Linked DNA regions of Mus musculus: region 1 is linked to region 2. The links are chromatin loops, found by intact Hi-C in ENCODE. Cell type or tissue: left cerebral cortex. All regions are shown on one strand. Each heading gives the region's core, and the rest is flanking DNA. Links, peaks and the distances in the headings are about the cores only.

What was found. A loop is a pair of places that touch in the nucleus more often than their neighbours do. Peaks named below come from ENCODE experiments on the same cell type or tissue, not always from the same donor. Only the 100,000 strongest peaks of a DNase experiment are listed, where the experiment ranks them.
Region 1: it touches region 2 in a loop (3-fold over the local background); 3 of 42 quality-filtered maps call a loop at or near these places.

What each region holds. Positions count from the first base shown.
Region 1 is chr4:47,045,618-47,054,166 of GRCm38, reverse strand. It overlaps Anks6 (ankyrin repeat and sterile alpha motif domain containing 6), which reads left to right. Exons shown (of 16, transcript NM_001356426.1): 2 at 4,596-5,098; 3 at 8,113-8,157. Among named protein-coding and RNA genes, the nearest start is that of Anks6, 7.4 kb to the left of the region's middle. In left cerebral cortex, for the core only: CTCF peaks have their summits at 3,739 (motif pointing right) and 6,970 (motif pointing right); a DNase peak (open chromatin) is centred at 3,751; H3K27ac peaks cover 408 bases.
Region 2 is chr4:46,504,553-46,513,101 of GRCm38, reverse strand. It overlaps Trim14 (tripartite motif-containing 14), which reads left to right. Exons shown (of 6, transcript NM_029077.4): 5 at 2,573-2,665; 6 at 5,675-8,030. The coding sequence ends at 6,210. Among named protein-coding and RNA genes, the nearest start is that of Gm22247, 14 kb to the right of the region's middle. In left cerebral cortex, for the core only: a CTCF peak has its summit at 4,836 (motif pointing left); DNase peaks (open chromatin) are centred at 4,828, 5,218, 5,660 and 6,435; H3K4me3 peaks cover 1,487 bases; H3K27ac peaks cover 924 bases.

The DNA of each region.
Region 1 (8,549 bases), core at 222-8,221, 540 kb before region 2:
TGATGGGCAGGATACTTAACCTAACCATGATGGTTAATTAACAGTTTAACAGATTCAAAGGACTTTCTTGTATAAAAGTTGGTGAAAGGACCCTGAAGTCAGCCCAGAGGATGGGGGAGGGGGGAACTGCTTCTGAATCCGGCAAAGACAGCAGCAGGTGTCTCTGCAGAAGTGATTTTCTAAAATAAAAAAAAAAAAATTTATTTTATATATGTGAGTACACTGTCACTGTCTTCAGACACACCAGAAGAGGGCATCGGATCTCATTACAGATGGTTGTGAGCCACCATGTGGGTGCTGGGAATGAAAATCAGGACCTCTGGAAGAGCAGCTAGTGTTCTTAACCACTGAGCCACCTCTCCAGCCCCCGTAGGAATGGTTTTTAAGGAGAAAACAGGGAATCTGTGCTAGGGTGAGTTAGTTGGTGAGTCCTGATTGGACAGATTAGCCAGTATAGCCAAATAATGAGTTTTGATTGCTAGACCTGGGCATTTTCATAGTTGAAACTGGGTATGTTGGTCAGGCACAGGGAAGTAGCCAAATGAGCTAACAGACCTTGGTGGCTAGCTTTTGGAATGTGAGTGATGTAACGGCTTAGCAAGAGAGAGAGAGAGAAGGAAGGAGGGCAAACCCCGCCGGCAGTTGTGTGCGGTGCCTGGGCCTGTTAGAGTCCTTCCGTTGGTAGGGTAAAAAGAGTTGGGGTTTGCGGTCCAAGCACTCCAGCTTTGACACTTTGTAGTTGAGATGCTTTGGGCTGTCTTTTTGTGCTTCAGTTTGCCATGAGCGCTGTTTCCTAATTACCGTTTCATCAGTGAGAGTGTTTTACCTGCACCACTGTCTGTGTGCCATGCGTGCCTGGTGCCCTCAGAAGCAAGAGGAGGGAGGGCATGAGAGCCCTTCGAAGTGGAGTTACAGGCAGTTGTCAGCAGCCAGAGAGGTGCTGGGAACTGAACCTGGAGCCTCTGGAAGAGCGGCCGGTGCTCTCACTGCAGAGCCATCTCTCTGGCCCCAAGAGGTGCCGCTTTGAGAGTATTAGTACGATACTCACCTTACTGTTCTGTGAGCCCAAGGTAGGAGGTACCTCCGTGAGGAGAGGATTAGAACTCACACATGCCTGTTCGCCAGGGCCTGGACACTTTTTAAGTCTCCTCACAGGAGACTCCATTGCACTCTGAGATGGGTTGAGATGCGCTGAGCTGTCTGCTCCCTGGTCCAGGTGGAGGCTCAGGGTCAGAGTCCAGTGTAGGGAGACTTCGTTGAGGGTCAGTTTGTGGGTCCCTTGGTCTCTCTGTCCCTCAAGTCAGGGTGACCTGTGCATGGCCACTCTCCTTTCTTGTGCTCCTCTTAGAATCCTTGGACAGTGCTCCAGATACCCACGGTGCCTGCCTAAGTGGACTTGTGTTTATCATCTTGTTGTGCCTTCCAACATCTGTCCATGAGGCAAGCCGAAGAGACCCTGTGTCAGCACTTGGAGACAATGGCTTCCTATGGTTTAAGTAGAACCGTAGTTCCTATTTGCAAAAATAGATTATTCTTTTCTTCCCCCTCCCCAGTAGTGGGGATGAACTCAGGGCCTGTACTTGGCAGGCAAGCATGCTATCACAGAGTTACCACCTCGGCCCTTAAAGCAGAGGCTCACTGAACTGCCCCGGCTGTCCTTGAACTTACTATGTAGCTCGAGCAGGTCTAATTGCCCTACATCAGCCCTGCCCGCATCATTGGGTCCAGCTAACAGTGGCATTTCTTGAGCACCCACTTTGTATCCAGCACCGTGCTTATTGCTTTAAATGGATTCATTCCTTCAGTCCACCCCAAACCTTCGGAAGTATGTATCATTGTTGACCCCCCTTTAGAGACAAGGAATTGAGGTCCAGAGAAGCTATGTAACTTGTCCACAGCCACAAGGTGAGTTGAGTGACAGAGTCAGATTCACAGACTGATGGATGGCCGGAGAGCTGTGAATCCAGCAACTGACAACTCCCCTCGGGCATTGGTAGTGATTCTGAGCAGGGGACAGCATGGCGAGGTTGTCTAGCCACACCTTGGCCCGTTTACCTTTCACCCACTTCTGTCTTTACCTCACTCATGCCAGGTGCTCTGAGTGGCAGGATCGTGTGCCAGCTCTCAAAGCACAGGTGTTAATTGCTGAAATTAGTTGTCAGCCTCAGCACCTGCTCAGAAGCCCCCAGCAGCCCCGTTTTCAGTAATTACCTATTAGAAAATGAACACACGCAAAATTATCTAGGGCGCCGTTGGATCATTTTATATTTTTCAGCCTAATTGAATGCTCTCCAGGGCTACCTGGGAGTTCAGAAAACATTGCAAAATTCAGTATTTCTGCTCAAATTCAGTCCCTTTGCTTCCCCGGTAGGAACCGGGCAGGCTGGAGGGGCTGCGATTTGAAATTCTTGGGGCCGGTTTGGGTCCTGTCACTTTCAAATTGAGATTAATTGCTCTCTGCTCCACTCTGCTGCCTCCTTATCTGTGAAGTGGGAGGCACTGTGTACATCTCCGGATTTCAAATGAGATAAGAATCTGAAAGTACCTTGTAATCTGCAGCTAGAGATTACACTAGAGTTTGTTTTGTGCTCCCAAAACCGGTGGGAGCTTTTAACTCTACTGCAGTGGCGGTCAAAGCAGCCCCTGGTTGCCTTCTCTCTCTCAGACCTCCCTTCCCTGTCGTCAATGAGTACGTTCATTTATCAGTTCATAGACCGAATGAATATATTGAACCCTAACATGGGCCATCTCCTGTGCTAGTGACCAGGGAAGTCCCCTAACCCTGTCCTTAGTTACAATCAGGTAGGCAAGAAACAGTTTTTGAAAGAGGGCTCAGGTTTAGACAGAGAGAAGCTGCAGACTTGGGGGGTCCTCAGATGGGAGCCCAGGAAACTGCTCAGAGTTGGCGAGATGGGAGCGGGCCCTGAGCAGCACAGAGGCACAGCACCCTGCTTGGCAGGACCCTGTGAGTCACGCTCATGACGGAGTGCCTGGAAGGAGGGTAGGAAGGTGCAGAAAGGGGCTGGGAAATATCAGTGATGTAGGCAGCCCTCCTGGCTGTGGGCAGGTGGGAGGGACCTGGAGGGTTGGGTGGGGGTGGGGGCTCTCTGGAGGACAGACAGCAGGGAAAGGGATGGAGGCGGGAGGGGGCTTGAGTTTGCAGTTTCTGCACGGGAGTGTGTTTCCTCACCCACCTCTCTGCTCGGGAGAAGAGGCCCCCATCCTGCCTTGGGCTGGGGGGCCAGATCACCAGGTTCTCATTTGCACACTGCAGGAGGCAGCCTGGTGTGTCAAGGTTCACAGCCCAGAAGGTATTTTATATTCAGCTGCAGCCTCAGACCAGAGTTCAGCCCTGGCCCTGCCTCCTTCAGGGAAGGAAGCCCTGAGCTTTCGCTGAAGCACAAAATCCACTTCCACAAAGGAGGGCCGAGCGACAACTCAGCCTCCAAGCCTGACCACTGCACTGTAGTCTTCTGACACCCCCTTCCCTGGATTTGTCTTTGTGTCTATCCCCTTAGCCAGGAGGAACCTTCTTTAGCTTGGACACTCTCCGTTCAGAGACCTCACACCTTAAAACATAACTCTGCCCACTGAGAAGCGGCATCTGTCCTCCCCCTGGAGTCAGGGAGTTGGCAGGAGCCTGTCTGTCTTCTCTGGGCCCTGAATACAGCCATAGCTGGAGTTTCTTTGAGAAGGATGGGACTACACCAGGCTCATAGTCACCTGCAGTAAACATTCCTGCCAGCAGGTGGCAGTAGGGCTCCGTGGAGGTGCCAGAGTCCTTTTGCCCAGGGCAGCTGCCACACTGGGATGTGCAGGTGATGGTGGGGGCTGAGGAGGGTAGATATGAATCACCACAAAGGGAACATGAGGGGATCAGCACTGGCAGAGACAGCTTAGCAGGCCATAACTCAGAGTACAGAAAACTCAGATGTGGAGGGCAGAGTGGTATAGGCAGATGGATCTGTCCTCAGTGTGTGTAAATGTGTGCCTGTGTGTGTGTGTGTGTGTGTGTGTATATGTTTTTTTAAATTTTAGATTATTTTCTTTTGTTTTATGTGTATGCTGTTTTGCCTGCATGTCTGTGCACGTATTTGTCTGGTACCCCCTGAGTTTGGAAGACAACTTCAAATACCCTGGAGCTAGAATTGCGGATGGTTGTAAGCCACCAAGTAGGTACTGGGAATCACATCCAGGTCCTCTGCAAGAGCAACAAGTCCTGACTGCTGAGCTGTCTCTGCAGACCCCCACCTTGTTTTCTTGACAGTCTCTCATGGGCCTGGAGCATGGAGAGCAGGCGGGCAGGTTACACCGACCCACTTGTTTTCACGCCTCCACTGCTGGGATTATGTACGCGCACTACTGTGTCCATTTATTTTCTGTGTGTGTACACACATATGCATGTTTGCATGTCTATGGGTACATGTGTGAAGCCTGTGTAAGAAGTTTTCCTTGATGGCGTTCCACACCAGGCTGAGGTCATCCCTTGTGAACAGCCCCTGTGCCTGCAGTAGTTGACATTAGTGAGGGTCATCAGAACTGCTCGATTGTCAGCATTTTCTGTTCAGTGTCAACAACCCCCATCTTCCCGGCAGGTGTGGGCATGTGAGCGTGGCACACCTCCTTTTGGATCATGGAGCCGATGTCAATGCTCAGAATCGGCTGGGTGCCAGTGTGCTCACCGTGGCTTCTCGGGGTGGCCACCTGGGTGTGGTGAAGCTGCTGCTAGAGGCGGGAGCCATTGTGGACCACCACACCCCTTCTGGAGAGTCGCCAGCAACGGGAGGCAGCGGGGATGAACTGCTGGGCATTACAGCCCTGATGGCCGCTGTTCAGCATGGGCACGAGGCCGTGGTACGTCTGCTGATGGAGTGGGGTGCGGACCCTAACCACACAGCCCGGACTGTGGGCTGGAGCCCTCTGATGCTGGCAGCCCTCCTTGGGAAGCTGAATGTGGCGCAGCAGCTGGTGGAGAAGGGAGCCAACCCTGACCACCTCAGTGTACTGGAGAAGACTGCCTTCGAGGTTGCTCTCGACCGCAAGTACAGGGATCTTGCTGAATACCTGGACCCACTGACCACTGTCAGGCCAAAAACAGGTCAGGCCAACCCCCTTCCCCACCACTGGCCCAGTCACTCCCCACTCCCTCCCCCTACCCTCCCACCTCCCACCACTTCCCCCAAAAGTCACCCCCCACCAACACCCTGGTCCCTGCTGTGGCTTTACAGAGATGATTGTTTAGGTTGCACAAGCCAAGGTTTGCCAAACTAAAAATGTGTGCAGAAGGAGTGCACGCAGGCCATGAGCTTTGAGCTACACAGTACCTATGAATGCCGGTTACACACAGGCCTTACACATTTCCCAACATGACCAGGTACTGCTGGGAGTAGGTAGAGCCTGTGAACTTGTACAGTGAGGCCTTTTCTCTCTACCTGACCTTCCTCCCTCAGCTGGCTCTGATGTAAGTGGTCCAAGGATCCCTCTAGAACAGAAGCCGGCAAAGTTTTCTCTGTAAAAGTCCAGGTGATGAAGATTTAGACTTCCTGGGCTATGTAGGTGCTGACCAGTGATTATTGGCCCTTGTTAGAGTGAGAGCAGCTGCATTTAGAATGTAAGTGAGTGAGTGTGGCCTTGTGCTGGGTGCCGAGACAAACTTGGGACAGGTTGGTCCCAAGCCTAGGTTTGTAGCCCCTGTTCTGGAAGGTGCTGGCCACCAGTCCCTGGGGACCAGGTCACTCGTAGTGAGTGTGCAGTGGTTCCCTTCCAAGTCTGGGTTTTCCTGGCAGTCTCGTGTTTGTTTGCTGTTGTTTTTAGGGTTGTTCTTAGAGGAGTAGTCACACAGCATGTTGCATTTTGGAACCTCTGCTCAATAGTGTCACACACAGCCTGGGCACTGAGCAAAGTGGGTGACAAGTGCTGACTCTGCCAGACCTGGCTTGAGCTTCTCTTTGCCCACTCAGGGTGGGCCGTGTGATCACTGTCACGGTGTCGGTGTCGGTGTCAGCTTCCTGGGGATCCTAGTATCAGGTTTCATGAAGTATAGATGCATTTCTCTTGCCAGGCTCTTGTGACAGTTGTACTTTGAAATGTCTGTCCCCGGTGCATAGCTCCCAACAGTGGAAGTTCAGTTTCTCTGCTAGTGTGGGATGCCTGCTATGTTCCAGGCGCCCTTCAAAGCACCTGGCATGTGCCAGCGAACAGTTGAGAGCCAGATCCCTCCCCTTGGTAGGGGAAGGCAGGTTATAAGTAGGAAATAAATGACCATGTGGGAGAGGTTAGTGCCGTGAGTGAGAACAGCAGATGAGAAGAGAGCCAGACTGGCTGTGCCAGGCATTGTGAGATGGCAGGGATGGCCACCCAGGGAAGATAACCACAAGTGGACCTCAGAAGTCCTGCAAGTGCTCTTAACCCCAGGGGACCACCACAGCCGTGAAGGCTGCACGATTGATTGTCATACCGTAGGTCCTTAAGTCATCAGCAGTACAGACACACACTCACTCACACACCGTTCTTCCCTGGAAATGCAGGAAATCCACCCACACAAGATCTTGGCCTCCCTGTGTTCTTTCTTGTCCCAACCAAAGCTGCCCGGTGACTGTGACATTCTTCTGTCTCATGCTGTGCAGAGGCTGGGTCAGGTGTCCTCTCCTTGGGACGTGGTGGAGTCCCTGGACAACACCACTGAAGCCCAGAATAAAGAAAGGCCCAGCCCAGCAGTGCGGGTTATCAGTGCAAATAGCTGTCCTAGCATCAAGAGCCAGGATGGACTGTTAGTGACTCATGGTACCAGGTGGCTGCCTAGCATCCAGCAATAAGATTGGTGACATTCCTGCCCCTCAGAAACCCCGGGCCTCAGCAAACGGAGCTCGTAAGCAATTCGAAGGCACTTACAATTCTACAGATTTTATTTTATGTATATGGGTGTGTTGCCTGGATGAATGTCTGTGTACTGCATGTGGGCCTGGTGCCCCAGGAGGCCAGAAGAGGGCACCAGAGCCCCTGCAATGAGTCACCATGTGAGTACTGGTCATCAAACCTGGGTCCTCTGGGAGAGTGGCCAGTGCTTTTAACTGCTGGACATCTCTCCAGCCCCCAGAGGTGCTTTTTCAGTGACTACGATATGGCTCCATGTGTTGATATTTCACAGGCAAAATTAGCCCTGTTCTTCCGTGTCCCTGGCTGTAGTTGATACTGAGAGTCACGGTATTACTCCATTTTACAGCTTGGCTGGGATGGCTGCTGGAGGCCAGTTAGCACAGTGGTACCTTGATAGGCTTCACATTTCTGAAGCACCTCCTTTCTATGTCACTTGCTGCTCCTTGAGACAACTCCGTGGCACAGATGCTGATGTCAGTGGGGCAGCCAGTGCAGAAACAAACGTGCGTTCTGGCTCACGTGGGGCTCAGGCTCACTGCTCCTCCCAGCCAGCCCAGAGCCATGGGTGTCCCTCATGGAGTTCAGTAAGGCTCAGGAGCCCTGCCTGTGCTGCTCAGCATGCTCACTGGCTTTAGGGAATGCCTGTTTCCTGTTCGTGGATGACTGCTGGGCCTGGTGCGGCGTGGACGTCAGGCCAGAGGCTTGCATTGGTGGACAGGGAGTCGCTGCACCAGGCCAAGGGTCAGAGCCCAGTGTGAACATGTCTGATGGGCAGTTGGCCTGACAATTGTCCACAGACTGGCGGGGCACCGCACTCAAGTGCCTGGGAAGAAAGAAAAGGTGCTTTTCTGGGGTGGGGTGGGGGGCACAGCCATTACTTCCAGAGCTCAGTGATCCAGTGTCACAGGGCTCTCTGACCTTGAACTTAGTTAGTTGTAGTTAGATTTTAGAAGTTTAACAGTTTCTTTTTCAAATTCTTACAGAATGAACATTTTCCAAGACCATACTTTTTTTTTTTATTAACCTAGGTAAATACACCCCACAGTTTGCAGTGTTTTCAAAAGCCTGGGATAACAGCTGCCCAGAAAGGCTGTCACCTAGTCAGTCCCCTGCTCTGAGCTTCTGCCCCATGACTTATAAGGAATTGCCCTTTAGAGCCTGTGCTCTGACCCGATGTGGTTTTAGAGTTCTGTTAAACTTCTCCTCCGTTAATTCTGGAAATCTCTGTTTACCCAGATGAGGAGAAGAGGCGACCAGATATTTTCTATGCCCTGAAGATGGGTAAGTGCTTCAAGGGGTTTTTCTGGATGTTGAAGAGCCCAAGCCCCTCCCTCTAGCCCGATTCCCACACTAATTCACGGGCACAAGGAATCTGATAAAGAAATGCAGTTTTCTTGTTTGCTTTCATTTAGAAGTAATTTCTTAACTTTTGTGATGTTCTAATTCATTCTCACCAGGGAAGGGTGGGCCCTGGAGGCCTCTTATTAGAGTGTTCTACCCACAGACTCTGGAACACTCTAGAACACTTCTAGAACACTCTCCCAGGCCCCTACTGAATCACCAGCTAGATGTGCCTGGCTCTTTCTGCGAGCCTCAGTTTTTCGATGACAGAAGGGCTCTTTAGCCCAGAGTTTCTGTGTGTGTGTGTGTGTGTGTGTGTGTGTGTGTGTGTG
Region 2 (8,549 bases), core at 364-8,363:
GCAATCTTTCTTAAAATGCCCAGGCTTTCCGCAATTAAAACATGTCCTCTGATCATTTCTGCTCATGGAGCGGTTCTGAGATTGGAGGATGGCGGCCGCTAAGCCTGCATTGGTGAGAGGTCCCCCAAGCTCTCGACAGACCCTGAGCCAGTCTTGTAAGCCTTTGTTCTTTCTTGGGGCTATGGCCGCTCGGCACTCCTTTGTGGCTTGCTCATAGATTAGCTGTTCTATCAGAGGCGCAGCTTGCTCTGACTCTCCAAAAATACGCTCTGCTGCCTCTGTCATTCTGGCCACAAAATCTGAGAAGGATTCCTGAGGTCCCTGGATTATCTTTGTTAACTGACCAGTGGTTTCACCTGCTCGAGAGAGCGCCTTCCAGGCCCTAATAGCCGTGGAAGAAATCTGGGCATAAGCTCCCCAATGGTAGTTTGTCTGATCAGCAGAATAAGCTCCCTGACCCGTTAACAAGTCAAAAGTCCAATCTCTCTGCTCTGGAGTCAAAGCAGCTGCGTTTGCTCGGGCCTGCGCTTGTGCAGCTTCGTGCCAAAGCGCTCTCCATTCCATATATTTGCCCATACTAGGGAGAGCGGCTTTTACAACCGTTTGCCAGTCGGCAGGAGTTAGTGCCATGCCAGCGAGCCTGTCTAACTGCACCAAGGTAAAATTAGCATTGGTTCCGTATTTACGAACCGACTCGGCAATTTCCTTAATTTGTAAGTATTCTACCGGAGCGTGGACACGCCCACCCTCGGCTCCTTCAAAGACCGGAAATGCCTGTTGTATTTTCCTTTGTTCCTCTCTGGGAATGAATGAGTCTGCGCACTGCCTCTCTGCGCACTGCCTCTCTGCGCATTGTTGACGCACTACGCAGGGCGGGGACTCCGCATAGGGCGGACCTTGAAGCCGACTGCCCTGAGGCCAATCAGCAAACTGGCCTTCGCCAGCCGCTTTTGGCTTTTTTCTTGACCAATTAGCTGGCTGGTAATGGGCTGCTTCTTCCTCCCAGTCTGTTTCCTCAGAGGAGGATTCTTCACCTGCTTCAGAGCTACTAAGAGCTGGCTCCCCGAGCCCATCCAGCGATAAGCACAGGCTCCTTTTCCTAGAGACCTCCGCTAATTGATCTTTCTTCTTTTCCCTTTTTCCTCTTTTTCTTCTAATCTCTCTCCAGGTATTCCTACCTAACCTTAACTTTTCCTCGGGTTCAAGACCCTTGGAAAGGCCTGTATGCTTATTTTGTGTACCATATTTCCTCTTTGTTCCTACTCTCTCTCCCCGCTTTACTTCTGATAGCTTGTCCTGAATTTCCTCTAGAATCCTCCCTATCTTAACCACTTGATAACATGTGAAAAGGAACAAAAGGGCTCCTAACACCAGAAAAAATTCAAGGCCAAACATATTCCACTTTACTTCTGATAGACTGTCTTGAATTTCGTTAGAAAGTTCAAGATCGGACTTACCTCGTAAAGCTGTACTCACTGGTACTCTCGTTCCCCAGCTGAAAAGTTCTGAATTCATACAGTTGAATCCTTCTTAACAGTCTGCTTTACGGGAACCTTTATTACCGCGACCCGCAGTTCTGGTTCTGGAATGAGGGATCTTCCTTGCGCCAGTCCCGAGTTTTTTCTCGTCCCGGAATTCGGCACCAATTGTTATTAGACGCGTTCTCACGACCGGCCAGGAAGAACACCACAGACCAGAATCTTCTGCGGCAAAGCTTTATTTCTTACATCTTCAGGAGCCAGGGTGCAGGAAGCAAGAGAGCAAGAAGCAAGAGAGCAAGAAGCAAGAGCGAGAGAAAACGAAACCCCGTCCCTCTTAAGGAGCATTCTCCTTCGCCTCGGACGTGTCACTCCCTGATTGGCTGCAGCCCATCGGCCGAGTTGACGTCACGGGGAAGGCAGAGCACAAGTAGTCATAAGATACCCTTGGCACATGCGCAGATTATTTGTTTACCACTTAGAACACAGGATGTCAGCGCCATCTTGTAACGGCGAATGTGGGGGCGGCTCCCAACATATGTATGCATCTGCGTGTCTGTATGTGGGTGTGTGCACACGAGTGCAGTGTCTATGGAGGGGGGAGGGGGCGTGTGCTTTCCTGGAGCTGGAGTTACAGGTGGTTGTAAACCACCCAATATGGGTGCTGGGAACTGAGCTCAGACCCTCTGCAAGATCAAGAAACACTTTTAACAGCTAATCCATGGCTCCAGTCCCTCAACCCCACCAACACACACACACACACACACACACACACACACACACACACACACTCATGCACATATTCAATTTCCTGCTGTTGTACCTTCCTCAGGCTCAGCCCAGCTTTCAGGGAAGACTGCTCCTCTCCTCCAGTGCTAAGCTGAGGCTCACCCGGCCGCCATCAGTGAGTGGCTGCATGCACCCCCACACACACCGCACACCCCCTCCAACCCCCTACCCCAGAGTTTGTATTTTCTAAATTTGCATGTGACTCTTGGGAGAGATGTGCAAGGCTCCAGTTTTGCCGCCCTTTGGTGTCTGTCTGTGCTGCCTACATGAACTGCCTCACACCTTGCAATTCCAATTCCTTACAGACATAAACTGCCAGCTTTCAAACTCCTCCAGCACCAAGCCAGGCGCCTTGTTGAAAACCAGCCCCTCGCCAGAGAGAGCTCTCTTCTTGAAATGTGAGACCGGGGAGTGGGAGAGGGAGGTAGGGTGGGAGCAAAGGTGGATGGGGGCCAGGAAATGAGCCCCCCAACTTCCTGTTAAGAGACTGTTTCCAAGTAAGGTTAAGCATTTTTGCTGGGTGTGTGATCCCACACAGGCTTTAGACCCAGTGCTTAGAGGCTCAGGCAGGGAGATCTCAAGTTCTAGTCTACCCTTGGCTATATGGTAGGACCTTGTCTCAAGACCAAAACAAATGACACAGAAAGCTTCTATTATTTATTTGCCTTTGTTTTTGAGACAGAGCCTCCTGTAGCCCATGATAGTCTTAAACTTACTATATAGCCAAGGCTAGACTTGAACTCCTGATCCTCCTGCTTCTCTCTCTCTCTCTCTCTCTCTCTCTCTCTCTCTCTCTCTCTAGTGCAGGGACTGCTGGTGAGTTCAACTATGACCACCTTATTATTACATACAACATGGTATTCTATACACACTGTTTTATAATCTGTTTTCATTTATTGGGAAATTATGAACCATCTCTATTTGTTCCCCTAAAAATTTACAGAAGAAGAGGGTGGGGGCATCTCAGTGATAGAATGCTTGCCTGGTGTGTGTGAGGCATGTCTGGGTTTAATTCCTAGAGTCATAAGCGAGAGAGAGAGAGAGAGAGAGAGAGAGAGAGAGAGAGAGAGAGGAGAAAGGGAAAGGAAAGGAGACATAGAGAGGAAGACAAGGAGAATAATATATGTAGTGCATGCATTTTGTGAAGAAAATCATAAATTAAAAAACCAAAAGAAAAAAGCTATTTTACCCAAAGTTAACTGCGGTCAGTGTTTCCACAGATTTCTCTTTCAGACTTTTAAAAATAGTGTCACCAGGTAGTGGTGGTGCACGCCTTTAATCCCTGCACTCAGGAGGCAGAGGCAGGCGGATCTCTGAGAGTTCTAAGTCAGATTGGTCTACAAAGCAAGTTCCAGGTCACAGAGCTCTGTTACATGGAGAAACCCTGTCTCAAAAAACCAAAAATATGTTTAGTGGTTGGTGATGGCACAAACCTTTAATCCCAGTACTCAGAAGGCAGAGGTAGGCTAATCTCTAAATTCAAGGCCAGTTTGGTCTACACAGTGAGTTTTTGGACAGGTGGGGCTACACAGAAGAACCCTATCTATAAAACAAAACAAAACAAAACAAAACAAAAAAACGAAAACCAAAACAAAAATGAAACAAAATAAAACTGTCAAGGTATTTTAAAGTAGCACCAAGTTATAATCTTTTGTAACTTTATGTAATAGTATAACAACAACACCCCATTTCAATATTGCTATTTTAAAAGCCGCCAGCTAACACATCACAGGAACACTTATTTTTCTCAAGACACACAGCTTTTACAAGTTACCCCCAAAGCTCACAGCAACTCTATTAAAAGTTGCTGGGGTTTTGTTTTGTTTTGTTTTGTTTTTCTTGTTGTTTTAAGACATGGTTTTCCTCTGTAGCCCAAGTGAGCTTCAAACTTACATCAGCAGGGCCCAGCTTGAAACCACCAATACTGTTCCATTTGTTACATTAGTGCATTGAACAAATGAGGGGATAAATATGCCTTATTTGCTGCATATCTTCAGGAGTAACTTTCTCTCTCTCTCTCTCTCTCTCTCTCTCTCTCTCTCTCTCTCTCTCTCAAGTTTTATTTATTTATTATTTATATGAGTACACTGTAGCTGTCTTCAGACAACCCAGAAGAGGGCATCAGATTCCATGACAGATGGTTGTGAGCCACCATGTGGTTGCTGGGAATTGAACTCGGGACCTCTGGAAGAACAGTCGGTGCTCTTAACCACTGAGCCATCTCTCCAGCCCCCAGGAGTAATTTCTCAAAGTGGTATCATTAAGCACACATTTTTTAAAAAAAGAAACATTTGAAAAATAAAATGCTTTTAAAGAGAAGCACACTGAACAAAGGGGAAGTAAACGTTCCTTCATCTCCTTCCCACCAAGAAACTGAAAGTTCTAGACGCCTTCTTTGTGTTCCCGCATTTACTACACGAAAGGATGACAACTGTCTCCGTTTCTAAGTGTTTAGCATAGAAAATCTTCTAACTTCAGAGACTGGAAAGCAAGCCCTGTGGTTTAAGAACTTTTGCTCACAACCCTCTGTAACTCCAGTTGCAGGGAATCTGGCGCCTTCTTCTGGCCCCTGCTGGCACTGCACATTACACTGAGCTGCACGTAAAGCGCGACTCAACGCCCATAAAATAAACACACACACAAACTAGTATCACCACTGAAATATGTTTGATATGATTCAAGCGTGTGTCACGAATATGCCATTAAGTTTTTAAAAGTAGGTTGCCTAAGAGCATGCATAGCATGATACCAAAATTAGGACCAAATATAAGCCTCAAAATTAAGGGATTAAAAGGTCAGAGGACATGCAACCGAGTCCTAATGGTTTAAGAGTTTCCATTTTTCTTTCTCTTTTTTTGACTGGGTCTCTTTATGTATCTCTGCCTGTCTTGCAACGTGCTACTATGTAGACCTCACTAGGCCGGCCTCCAACTCGCAGAACCTCTGCCTCTGTCTCCTGACTGGTGGGATTAAAAATGTGCTCCTCCTTCCTCGGCAGTAAGATTGCTTTTCTTTTTTCTTTTCTTTTCTTTTCTTTTCTTTTCTTTTCTTTTCTTTTCTTTTCTTTTCTTTTCTTTTCTTTTCTTTTCTTTTTATTAGCAATAATTTCCACGATCCAAAGTCAAGCCGCATAGAGCGTGTAAAAAACCTCAGTTTCCCTCTCACCCTGCCCAACAGCTTTTTGATTCCCACCGAACTTTTTGGCTCCGGTAGGAACCAGAGCTTGGAAAGGGAGCGGGGCGGGGCGGGGCGGGGCGGGGCGGGGCGGGGCGGGGCTTCTTTGCCCCCGCCTATCAGACTGCCTTTCCCCGCCCCTCTCCGCGGACGCACGCTCAGGCCGAGGTGGGCGGGCCCCACGTGGCTCCGCCCAGGCTTTCTGACAGCTGTCCTCCCCGCCCCCTCTGCAGACGCCCGTACGCCAACGCTGGACCCGGACACGATGCACGCGCGCCTGCGCCTGTCGCCGGACGGTCTGACAGTCCGCTGCTCGCTGCTGGGTCGCCTGGGGCCGCGTCCCGCGCCGCGGTTCGACGCGCTGCGGCAGGTGCTGGGCCGCGACGGCTTCGCAGCCGGACGCCACTACTGGGAGGTGGACGTGCAGGAGGCCGGTGTGGGCTGGTGGGTGGGCGCGGCGTACCCGTCGCTGCGCCGCCGCGGAGCCTCCGCCGCCGCCCGCCTGGGCTGCAACCGCGAGTCGTGGTGCGTAAAGCGTTACGACCTAGAGTACTGGGCCTTCCATGACGGCCAGCGAAGTCGCCTGCGGCCCCGCCGCGACCCCCACCGGCTCGGCGTCTTCCTGGACTACGAGGCCGGCATTCTGGCCTTCTACGACGTGGCGGGTGGCATGAGCCACTTGCACACCTTCCACGCCGCCTTCCAGGAGCCGCTCTATCCAGCCCTGCGCCTCTGGGAGGGGCCCATCAGCATCCCTAGGTTGCCCTAAGGGAAATCGGGCTTTCTTTTCCTAGGCTTGTCTCCAGTTGTCCCCTGTGCGCCCTGCCCCCCAACGATGCCTTTATAGTGCATATTCCTGAAAGGGGCACCCCGCTGCCTGTGTCTGGGAGACTATCGTGCAGCGCCTAGAACCTCCTGGCACACAGTAGGCACACAGTATCAGTGAATGTCTCCCAGCAGGGGCAAGTAGTTCCCCTACAGTTTCCGTTTGAGCCAGCTGCTCTACAGCCACTTCAGCTTGTCCAGGTCGCCTTGATCCAGAGCACCTGAGAGGGTTCTTGTCTGAGTCTGCATCCTCTTGCTTCTTCATCTTCTACACTAAAACCAGGGTGGGCATCCTGAAACTTAGCTTGGCCTCTTGGGATTAGAGGGAGGCTCTGTAAGAGCTACAAAAACAACACGGGAAGCGCTTTTCCCATGTCAATCTTTTTCAGACATGCTCCGGTCAGAAGCTAGATCACAGTTGCACCTTTGAACCATTGTGCTTCCCACCATAAATAGGAAAACCGGCTCTCTGCCTGTGTCAGTTCTCAGGCATATCTGCCCCCAAGAAATTCCCTCCCAAGCCCCCAAAAACAACAGATTGGGCCTGCAAATCCCTCCACCACACCCCCTCAGAAAACTATTAGGCCTGTAAATCTGGGACCTGTCACTCCAGTTACTTTCTAAGGACATCCGTGTCCTTCCCTCCCAGGCACTTCCTGGGTGATCAGTAGGTAGACTGCTACCCACAGGAGAGAAAACTACTGAGATGGGTTCAAAGGGCAGGACATACCTAACGGGAGATGCTACATCTTCGTCATTCACATGACCAGAGCTTTAACCACACCCTCCACTGCAGGAGGGGCCAGGCCAGGCATCTCTTACTAGGTGCTGTTGAACATAGTCATACACTACACACACTTGACCCTTACAAACTGTTGTACCCCTGGCAGGATTGGTACACGTGAATCAGATAACAGAATCAGTGTTTCAGTCAGGATCCACACTGCCTGCCAGGCTGTGCTGTGGATGTGACAGCTCTTCTCCCTCAGTATTTACCTCAGTTTTCCTTGGGGCAAACCTGCTTCTAGAATGCCTTCATTGGTCCCTGAAATGAGGTTTCATACCCTTCAGGCTGAGGGATGAAATCGTTTGAGGGGATCTTAGCTTCCTGTCAGCTGTGTGGCCCCCATATGTAAAACGTGGGTCAGTGCCAGGTTTAAACAAGCCAAATTGCCTTAAAAACTATAATGTCGAATCAGGCTAGGATTTGTTAGCACCTCCAATAGATTCTTTCTACCTTGTCGCAGTGCTGGACCACAGATGGCCAGCAGCTGGGTGGCAGCCAAGGGAGCTAGCTGCCTTAATATTCTCAGGGGAGTCTCCTTGGCATCCATGCTGTTGACAGTACAAAGCATACGTCTTCACGCTCCTGACTTTGTAGAATTTACCTCAAAGGTACACAATTGATTTTCCCGGTGCTTGGTCTAGAACCAGTGGCCTTGCACAAGCTGAGCAAGGGCTTCAGGCCCAACAGGTGTTTGTAAGAAAAAGGCTTAGTCAAGGCCAGGGAAGTGGAGGACAGAAACCTCTGTGACAAGTTTTCTTTTTCTTACTTTGGTTTTTCGAAACAGGGTTTCTCTGTGTAGCCCTGGCTGTCCTGGAACTCACTTTGTAGACCATGCTGGCCTCGAACTCAGCAATCTGCCTGCCTCTGCCTCCCGAGTGCTGGGATTAAAGGTGTGCACCACCACACCCAGCTCAGACAACAGCTTTCTAATACATGCTTTGTTTAATAAAATAGGAATACTGTTCCTTGTAACTGTGTTCTTCGTTGGAAGTCAAGTGCATAGCATTCGGACTTGGATAAAATCTTGTTCACCTATCATCCCCTCCATAGCTTCCTTGACATTGTCAGCTGATCCTAAGTGAACGCCTCCAGCAATGGGGGGTTCAGAACTCATGGAGAGAACGACGTTCTCCTGAACATTGGTTTTGTGGGGCAGAAGACCCCTAAGTCTCATGGTATATGCACGAGGTTGTCAGGGGATAGCTGGTGGAAGTCAGCTTGGGCTTTCAGGATGGTGAGCGATAGCTGAGGGATGAATTGTGTGCATCTAATCGTCTGCTACCTGCAGAGCCATCTCACTGGCCTTTAAATTATTCTGTGGAAGCAAACCCAACTCCCAGTTGTTTCTAGCTACTACCACTACCACCATCACCACACATACACACAAAGTGAAACATGTTTGTATTCCTCCTTCCGCACCATGGAAGCCTCCTGTAGTCTCTAGCTTCTAGAGAATTCAGGGGTACTCATACCTACAGTGGCATCTCTTCTGCCCA